2 separate regions of the Homo sapiens genome follow, and region 1 is linked to region 2. A link is a contact called in ENCODE Hi-C data. All regions are on one chromosome and are shown on one strand. Each heading gives the region's core, a stretch centred on a gene start or an enhancer-like site at or near the end of the contact. The rest is flanking DNA. Distances are from core to core; before and after follow the strand shown. Region 1 overlaps SYTL2 (synaptotagmin like 2). Region 2 has its middle 21 kb from the start of MIR4300.

What was found. Hi-C counts contacts between places; a loop is a spot of excess contacts on that map. Pooled maps may share reads with other maps.
Region 1: a loop to region 2 is called in a map of CD8-positive, alpha-beta T cell, with 25 times the contacts of the local background. The contact joins two enhancer-like sites. A Hi-C loop is called at or near these places in 3 of 168 maps with a recorded cell type or tissue (CD8-positive, alpha-beta T cell and naive thymus-derived CD4-positive, alpha-beta T cell) and 6 of 50 pooled maps.

What each region holds. Positions count from the first base shown.
Region 1 is chr11:85,749,001-85,754,034 of GRCh38, reverse strand. All of the region lies in intron 2 of SYTL2 (synaptotagmin like 2), which reads left to right. Among named protein-coding and RNA genes, the nearest start is that of SYTL2, 60 kb to the left of the region's middle. Within about 2 kb of position 3,279, at least 2 of the 41 ENCODE cell types and tissues checked have a DNase peak (open chromatin) inside an H3K27ac peak, as active enhancers do; they include CD8-positive, alpha-beta T cell, where a contact is called at or near this core.
Region 2 is chr11:81,866,894-81,871,936 of GRCh38, reverse strand. No RefSeq gene overlaps it. Among named protein-coding and RNA genes, the nearest start is that of MIR4300, 21 kb to the left of the region's middle. RefSeq lists an enhancer at 1,824-1,893. Within about 2 kb of position 2,441, at least 4 of the 41 ENCODE cell types and tissues checked have a DNase peak (open chromatin) inside an H3K27ac peak, as active enhancers do; they include CD8-positive, alpha-beta T cell, where a contact is called at or near this core.

The sequences.
Region 1 (5,034 bases), core at 2,030-4,529, 3.9 Mb before region 2:
CTAATGTTTTATAGACTTTGGAGTATAACTCTCCCGTAGCCAAGAGGACATCACTAATGGATACACCACTGTTGCCTGCAAGACCAGATATCACTTTAGAATCTTTTTCAGTATGGCGGTAGATGAGATCTGGCATTCAAATGGAAATGTTGCCATTCCTAATATGTCCAGTGCTTTGACTTGTTCACAGCCAAGCTCATTCAAGATACTTTGGAGATGATTTAGTTTATATGTCACTTCCCATCTTTTTTTTTTTTTTTTTTTTTTTAAAAAAGAGAGTTTCTCTCTGTGACCCAGGCTGGAGTGCAGTGAGGCAATCATAGCTCAGTGCAGCCTCCAACTCCTGGGCTCAAGTGATCCTCCTGTCTCCCAAGTAGCTAAAACCACATGTGTGTACTACCACATCCAGCTAATTAAAAAAAAAGGTTTTGTTACTTCCCATCTTGATTTCATGGATAGGAAAAGTGAGTGTTGCACAGAGACATATCCAGTTCCTAAATCACTTGGTCTGTTAATGGTAGAACATGGACTCGTACCCAAGGAAATAGTCACTGGGGTGTCTCTGGGGTACAGCTGAGACAATAACGGTTCCAGATCACTGTTGCTACCACACTGTCTTTTATGTTGCTCCACTACCTGTAGCCACAAGTACTGGACCCAGTTATTACCATGTATCGCTACACAGCCTGCTTCCCTAACTCCCATGTGGAGACATTTCACAGACCAGCAGTGAAGGAGACATCAGGGTGGATTCTTTCTCTCTCTTCCACCCCTATCCTGTGTCTTCTCTCCTGCTGCCCTGACCCACCTTTAAGGAAACATAACCATACATACACATATGTAATTTTAGTCTTTTATGGTTTGAAAATCACATACTCAAAAGGTGGCATTTCCTGTGCTTTGCGTCACACTGCCAGCAGGAAATTGCTGCTCATGTCTGTCTGTACACCACCACCAGCACTGCATCCCCCACCCCCATATACACACAACCACATCTACAGCGATGGGTGTTTTTGCAGTAGATACGATCTCAACCGCCACCACATCTTATGATTCTCAGCTGCCTCCTTAGACCTAGTTGTGTTTTTTTTTTTTTTTTTTTTTTTTTTTTTTTTTTAATGAAGGCAGTTGTCATTGAAGGACTAATTTCCAGGACCTCTCATGGTGTTTTTCTGTCAAAGCAAAGGGGAAAGGAACTAACATTTGTCAAGGGACTGTACATGGATCTTCACATAGATTTTCCTATTTCATCTTCAAAACAGTGTAGCTGAATCCACTTAACAGATGAGGAGATAGGGTTGAAGAGGGTAAGTGCCCCGCAGGATTGAAGCCTTGTTGATCCAACATCAAGGCCTGTGCACTTCCCTTACACTGTGCTGCCTCTCAGCAGACTGCAGAGATCTACGATGTGTCATGTAAAAGGTGGATATTTCTTGTTTTCTACTCTAAGGAAGGTTTGTAGTTTGTTTTCCACATGTTGGTTTTCAGATTCTTCATCAAAGATTGAGTTCCTTAGGAGAAAGAGTGAAGTGTGACAGCCATCTTAGAAACCGAAATCATGTTTGGCTCTCTGAGGCAGGATCGGGTAGTAGAAAGTGTGTTGGCTGGGAGTCAGACTGGCTTCTGCTGCCAGCTCTGTGTGACCTTGGGCAAGCCTCTTAACTTCTCTGGGCTTCTATCATTTTATCTAGAAAGTGAGGTCATTTGTAACTATCTAAGGTACCTTTCAGCTCTCACATTCAAAACAAACATCTGAGAGCACCTCCAAATCACACAGTCTAAACATCTTGCCCAGTATATTCTGGGCAAGATGAAAAAAGAAAGGCTGGAGAATAGACCAGTCAACCTATCTGGCCAGCAGCTGTCCACAGTTGACTAAATACTATGAACCAGGTCCTGCAGGTGATGTTCGAGCTTTGCCTAGTCCTGTTGAGTAGCTGGAAGCTGAGGTGTACATAAGTGAGCACAAGGAGAAAAGGGGTAGGCTGAGGGCAAATGTGTTGAATCCAGCCCAGAGGGCATTTCTGCTCTTCTGGCTTTCCTCTGTAAGTGCTCACACTCTTGGCATGAAAAGGAGTTGACATTGACAGTTAGGGCTGTAGATAGAATTTTTAATGTCCAATTTGAAGCAGATGGCTGGTATGGGAATTAATGAGTCAGTGAACAAATAGCCAGACAGGGTTTAGATATGGCTTTTAGCATACAGAAGAGGTAAAATGGCCATCTTTTGAAATGGATGAAATTCTTTGAACAGCATGGTGAAATTGTAAGGATGAAATGATAAGAGGCTTGTTAAGTGTCAGATGTGTGGTTCAGCACAAAGCAGATACTGTGTGCTAGCTGAAGGAATGGGAGAATGAACGAGAGAATGACCAGGACATCCCACCTGGGAGGCCAGCAGGCCAGTGTACTTTCTGGATTGAGTGCTCTTCTTCAGCCCTCACTTCTGCCCACCAGCCCACCGGTGTTTACTGAGCGTCTTCTCTCTACTTAACTCTCTGCTAAACATAACGTGTGTGTGTGGAGAGGATGGTAAAGGATAAATGTCAGTCCCAAGAAACTTACCCCTTTCTCTCTTCATCTAGATGGTACGATAATTAGAGAATCAAATGCTCATTTTGTTGATGTAATTAGAGTTCAGAAAAAAATGAGAGATGAACGTGGGCTGGAAAACGAGAAGATTTTAACAGCAGCACTAGATAGTGGGATTCTAAAAATGATCTACATCTTTACAAAACTTTGATGTTATACATATGGATTTATCTACGAAATAGTACAAGTGACTAAGATAGAAAAAGAAGTTGATTATTAAACCTAGTAGTGATAGTCATGTAAGGAAATATGTAAGTGGCACTTAACTACATTTGAAAGAATTTCCTGTTCTTTTGCCACTTTAAAACAAGTGAGCCAGAAACCCTTTCCTTACTATAATGGCTATCAGCCTTTGTAGGGACCATGTGTTTCAGGGAGTCGATGCAAAACCTGTGCTCATTGTGCATTGATCGTGGGCTTACAGACAGTCATTTAGGCAGGAACAGATCAAGGGTTGCACAAGAATCCCCACAAAGTGCATTTTAGTTGAAAAACAAAAATAAACAATCTTATGAAAAGAAATTGGGTGTTGTTCTGCTATAAGGGTTTGTGGCCTCCTTCAACAAGAATGCTGACCGACACCACATTTCATGATGTTTTTTCCTGTTCTGATGAGAGATGAGCATGTCCTGCTGCATCAGGAGGAGACACCATTCATTGTGATGGGGTCTGAGGTTCACTTAATCACAGCAGTGACAGGATCTTCTTGATCTCTTGCCTGACTCAGGATGGCTGCTGAGCGTTTATTTGTTCTTTGATTTATTCACTCAACAGACAGTTATTGGGTATCAGCTCTGTTCCAGGCTCCGTGCTAGGTGCTGGCATTACAAAGGTGGTTAAGACATAGTCCTCACTTTCAAGGAGTTTGCAAAGACCACAGGTTAGTGAGTACAACAGATGTGCAAACAGATCACTGGAATATGATATAGTAAGGACTGAAGTGGAGGTGCTGTGGGAGCAATGGAAAAGGAGAAACTGTAATAACTGTGCCCTCCTGAGTTAGGGAAAGCTTCCCAGTGAGGCAGTGTTTGAGCTGGATTTGAAGGATGAGGAGCAACGGGCTGGACAGAGAAGTGAGGGAAAGACATCCCATGAGACTTCACATTAACTGGCCTTGTACCAAGATCTAGGCAGTACTAAGTACTTTCAGTTAAACATCTCAATCATCTCAGAAGTCCTGGAGGGTAGGTCTTATTTTCCCTGATCCTTAAAAACAAGGAGACTAAAGCTTAGAGGAGTTTGGTAAACTGTCCAAGATCCCATCTAGGAAGGGTCAGAACTGAGATTTGGATGTAATTTGGGGAGCCTTGAAAACCCAGAGTCTTTCTGCCACAACTTCCTGCCTCTGTCATCTACAGAGGTCACAGAAGAGCACTGGAGAATTGTAAGAAGCTGAGCCTGCTGGCAAGTGGGGTATGGGCGTGAGTGCTGGAAAAATGAATCTGAAAAGGTAACCTGAAGCCTTTTTAGGTGGTCAGGAGCCTCATCTGATATTCCTCCACTCTGCAAGATCTGAATAAATACCCCGTATTTTCCAGACACTAAACAAAGATGTATTGAGTACAGACCCTGCCCCCAGGAACTCACCAGGGAGAAGTAGAAGAACTTCTCCATTCTGGAATTGAACTCAAACTTGGTCCTTTTGGGAGGAGAAGGCAAAGGTTCACCAACAGTCCAGCAGTTGTTTGCTCTGCTGAAAACAGTGTTGAAAGCAGTGTCAAACCATTAGGAACATTTAATAAAAACCATGATATCGTTGCTGACTGAGAACTATGAAGCAATGATGCTCTCCCTGTTAGGGTTTATAGATGGGGCTGTCATGACAAAGAGAGGAAGTTCCTGTAAGAGTTTACTCTGGGTGGAAGGACACTCTCCAGGCACGCTTGGGAGAGAGGAGACATTCTTGCTAGACCTGGGATAACTGCTCCCCCTCTTTTTCCCACTCCCAGGTATGCCTGTGTGCAACCCTTACATGCAGCGCTGCTACCACCTTGGCCCATTCACATTCTCTGCCTGAAGCACTTTGATTTGCTAATTGAGGAAGAGTGCATATTAGTTTGTATGACTATCTTAAAACCCTCTTGGATTTATGTTAGCACATTATCTTCCAAGAGTATAGTGTTCCCTTACAGCTTTTATTCCACTTTATTCTAAGTACATCTCTATAAACAAGAGAGATTTTGTGATTTTTTTATTTTACTGAGATGGATAGAGAGATGGAGAGGTTAAGACTTGTCAGTTAGAACAAAGTTTTTAGGGAAGTTTTAGGAGGGCAGACTATCTTGTTTGTTCTTTAGGTTTTAGCTTTTCAGTAAGCATGAATAATTGTGAAACTCTTAAATGCAGGATCTGCACAAATGGAACTTGCCTGTACACACTCCTCCTCAATTTTGGTCTTCCCTGATTCCAGCAGCCTTTTAAAGATGCCTTTCCCTAACAATA
Region 2 (5,043 bases), core at 1,192-3,691:
GCCAAGATATTAAGTTGTTTTGATATGGTATACTTTTCTACTTATAGTAATATTTTTCTAATCAATGCATAATTCAATTGTGTATAAAATTTATGGAAATATGCTAGTCCTCAGTTTTGCATCCAAAATTAATACCTTGAGTTTACATGAGATACTACACATGATCTATAATACCTATGGATAGCTTTGGCTTTGGACCGGAGCATTTTCACATTAAAGAAAATCCATGAAATTTCTCCATCTTTGGCAGAGTTTCTCATGCATGTGTTTAATATATGAACACCTCATGACCTTTTCAATAGAGAGCTTTATAGCACGTAAATGAAGGCATTGCTTTTCTGCCTCTACATTGACATGCTGAGTTCTAAATACAAACATGGCATGGTCAGAATGAGTGGTAAAGTTTAGCTAATTTTTTAAAATGCTAGTTGTAAAACATGGTATCCCTTTGATCATCCTTTTCTTCTTTTTAAAAATTAATTCTTATGTACCAAGTGCCTTCCCACTAAACCAGAACCTTCTGTCTCTCCATAACTCCTTACTGTGACATCCACATACCAGGTCTTTCTACATCAAATATTCCTAGCCTTGAACCTTTTCTTATTCTCTTAAAATACTGACTGACTTATGCCCCTATATCCAAGATTTTGTTGTGATAGTGCTAACAGAGTAGAGTTGGTCATGGGCATATCTTTTAGCTTATTTACCTTGCTTCTTCAAGTGTATAATAAAAGATGGAGTTGAACTTGGTGATTTCTAAGCTTTCTTTTATTTAAATGTCACTGTGCATGTATAATTCCACTTTTGAGCTTGTCTTAATGTTTCTCACATGGACCTTTTTTTTTCATTGATGAGCAGTATAATAGAATTTGAAAGGAGTCTAGGCTATTTGCATCATTGACTCACCAGTCATCATGTCTCCACTTGAAAATTTTCAGCAACAGGAAGTCTTATTCCTTTATGAGAAAGAGGTTTCTATTTGTTGGTAGTTATGAATATTAGAAAGTATTTTATTATAGGAAACCTAGGACCAATGGTTGGTCTTACACCAACTGCACCTTCAGGAAGTCCGTTCAAAGGCCAGGAGAACATCTAAGTGAGTGCTTCGGGGTTTTCTTATCCTGGGTAACCTCTTTCCATTTGGAATACTATAACTCAGCACACAATAGTTATTGGAAGCAGTGTGGTATAATGACATAGCACTGTTAAAGTCTGTGTTTGAAATGCTACTTCAGTTGATAGCTGTTTTACCAGGAGCTTGCTATTTAGCATATGTAAATTGTCTACTTTAATGTCTAGAACATCGTCACTATAATGTTTCTTTTTGTCTCAAAACACAACTAAAATGTTAAAATTAAACTTCTTTTACCAAGTTCTCATGGTTTTTTGCTCATAAATCTATTAGAGGGACTATATTGCAATTGTTATTTTCTTTTACATGGATCTTCACTCTTTATCCTTTACCAGAGAGTTTTGGGTACAAGAGCTCTCCATTTTCATCCCTGTATCCACAGTGGTTGGACCACTGAATGTTCTTAATACAGAGAGAGTAAAAGAATGTGCTTAAAGTTGTTGTTAGTGGGCTGGTTCAGTTTCTTGACTTTGCTGCACCAACGAATTTGAGAGAGAGTCTAAAGTAAAGGTAGGCGAGGAAACTTTATTGCAAAGTGAAACTACACTCTGCTAGGTCACAGTAGGCTGCTCCACAATGAGACAACACCAACTAACACTGGAGAAACTCCTTCTACAGGAGTCTTACATGATTAGTTGTGAAGGGGTGGAAATGTGCATTGTTGTTAAGCGTATTGTGGGTGGTCTCCTTAATGCCCATGTGCTATTGTTGTACATGCTAGTATATACCTCATATGTCTTATTAGCATTTTAATTCTCCACCCACTGATGTGGTTTTCATTATTATAATGAGCATAGGTCAGCCCAAGTATACTAATCATAGGTTTCTGCATTTGCATGAATTTGGGGATTTTCCCTTCTGTTCTTTTACCTCCTTGCTGCAGGATGCTCTAACCACAAGCCCAGGATGTGGTTTGGCCACTATTGAGTGGTTTGTTCTCTCCATCTATTTGGTAAGTTTGTTCCTCTTTAAGAGAGCATATAACCACACTATCTAATCTACCTTAATGTCACATCTGTACTAGATGCCATACAAGCACCACAGAGCAGCATGAGAAGATATTTTCTATTCCTCTGGATTTTATATCCCTCTTCACACAACATGGAACTCCTTTTCATATCAAATCACCAAAGCTGTTTCACATGAACTGCTCTGTGGGTTAAGGGGAAAAATAAGAGCCATTGTTTCACAGTGTCTTGCCATTTGGGGTGTAATATTTAGTGATATGCAGCATATGTCTCCTGCTGAAGCAACAGGGGAATCACAGGCTGGTTTCTCAGCAGCCTCACAGATTAACTGCAAAGATGAAGTGTGGCATAAACCTTCATTTGCTCAGACTGGCATATGCCCCTCGCCCATTCTGCTGAGTCCCTTCACACCTATCTCTTTCTCTCTCTCTCTCTCCCCCCACACACATATTTCCTAGCTCTGCTCACTGAAGCAATAACATGCTGATATTCTAACAACAAGCAAACTCAGTGCCCAGACATTTGATTCTAATATTAATTGCTAAAAAAAAAAAGGAACTGAGGCAACTTGGTAAAATATCAAATTTCTGGTGTGGAGAATGTAATAGACAAGATAATACTAGAGTATCTTAGAGTATCTTATAGCTCCAGAAAGTAAGAAATGATTTTAAAAATCCCATAATGATGGGTGTATCAAAAAGGGACATAAGTGTTCTCAATGGCCAAAGCTGGAGCAATTTGTGCAACAGACTAAGTAAAACTTTAGTGTTATAACACAAAGTATAAAATAAATATAAATTAGTCCAGTTATATTTAACTGTTTATTAAACAGTTCATTTATATTAAATAGATTTGATTAAAGTATACTGAATTTAATTACATTTGATTTAAATTTATATTAAATAAATAGGAGCAAACAGACAAACATCCAATGCAAAAGAATTCCAAATAAATTTGATACTCCACTCTCAAGAAATGGAGCATGACTCTCCACTCCTTTAGTGTGGGTTGTGCATGGTGACTTTTCTCCCAAGAGGACAGGATAGAAAGGGAAAAAGCGTAACTTTACAGTGGAGAAACGTGACAACCCTCAGGTTGGTGATCAAGATTGATATTGTTGGGGGTCAGTTATGTTGATATTATGTATAATTGACAGGATGTGTGGAGAACGGCACTCTGTATCTGTGGTCTTTCTTCCCAAAACACATAGCCTTAGTTTTATTTTGGGAAAAACATTAGGGAGACTAAATTGAGGGCTTCTGAAAATAGGATCATTCCATAAAATATCTGATCTTCAAAACTGTTAAAGTAATCAAGAACAAAGAAAGTTTAGGAAACCAGTACAAACCAGCGGACCCTAAGGAAAAATAACAGTTAAATGCAGTATCCTGGATGGAACCCTGAAACAGAGGAAGGAGAAAAAAACTAATAAATTTCAAATACATTATAGAGTTTGGTTAATAACAATTTATCAATATTAGATCATTATTTATGACAAGTGCACCATAGTAATATAAGATAATAATAGGAGAAACCGGAGGTGAGGAATACACAGACTCTACTATCTTCATGATTTTTCTATAAATCTAATACTATTCTAAAATTTATACATGTATCTGTAGGTATATTATAGATATTTACATAAAATACTACACAGCTAAAAATGGGGATTTTGATAGGTGGTTTCTAGAGAATGAATGAGTGAACAATAGCGATATGGTTTGGCTCCATGTCCCCACTCAAATCTCATGTTGAATTGTAATCCCTAATGTTGGGGGAGGGACCTAGTGGGAGGTGCTTGTATCACGGGGGTAGATTTCCCCCTTCCTGTTCTCGTGATAGTGAGTTCTCTGAAGATCTGGTTGTTTGAAAGTGTGTAGCACTTCCCCATTTGCTCTCTCTCTCTCCTTCCTCCATGTGGAGACGTGCTTGCTTCCCCTTCACCCTTCTGCCATGATTGTAAGTTTTCTGAGGCCTGCCCCGCCATGCCACCTGTACAGCCTGCAGAACTGTGAGTCAATTAAACCTCTTCCTTCATAAATTACCCAGTCTCAGGTAGTTCTTTATAGGAGTGTGAGAACTGGCTAATACAAATAGCAAGTACTGGATAAAGACTCTACTCAGGATCAGATTGGTCAGCAATCTGACTATTCTTCAATGCTGTACAGCCCTACTTTGCTTATACCTGGACTTACCTTCAGAAAATAATAACATTCCATTAGGTTAGTGCAAAAGTAATTGCAGTTTTTGCCATTAAAAGTAATGGCAAATATTTTAGTTAAAGACCTTTAAGTATTCATATGCAACCAAACTTAAATTATGAACAATATAGTGTCAAAAATTATCTTTTTTCTTACATATAGTTAAATATAAATGCTCTTGGATCCAGCACAAAATTCTTCTTTCTTTACTTATATGTTCAGGAGCATTAGGTGCATTAAAAAACTGACTTACCTCCCATCGTCCTAACCCAACTCGAAATGAATGATAGACTAAGGGTATATAAGATATAGAAATTTAATTATATTAAACACGCACACACACAAAAAGAGAGAGAGACAAAGAGAGGGAGAGAGAGAGAGAGGGAGAGAAAGAGAGAGAGAGAGAACTAGAACTGGGAGCTTTGAGGGAAAAACAACAGCCACAGAAGATTTAAGTCTCAATAAACAGTTTTATATGCAATTTCCGCAAACATATTTTCATTTGCTATAAAACAGCAAACAGCTTGGGAGGAGAAGCCAGAAATATGCACAGAGAAAGCAAAATAGTGTTAAATAAATACTGGCTTGCAAAAAAGAAATTGCAGGCTATATTGAAATATGCTTATCTTACGGTACTTCAAAATGTAATAAATTTCTCTGACAAACAATAATTTAGTTTGAATTTAAAACAAATTCCCCTTTTGTCCTAAGAAAATACAATGTTAGACTTTGAAAGATGAAT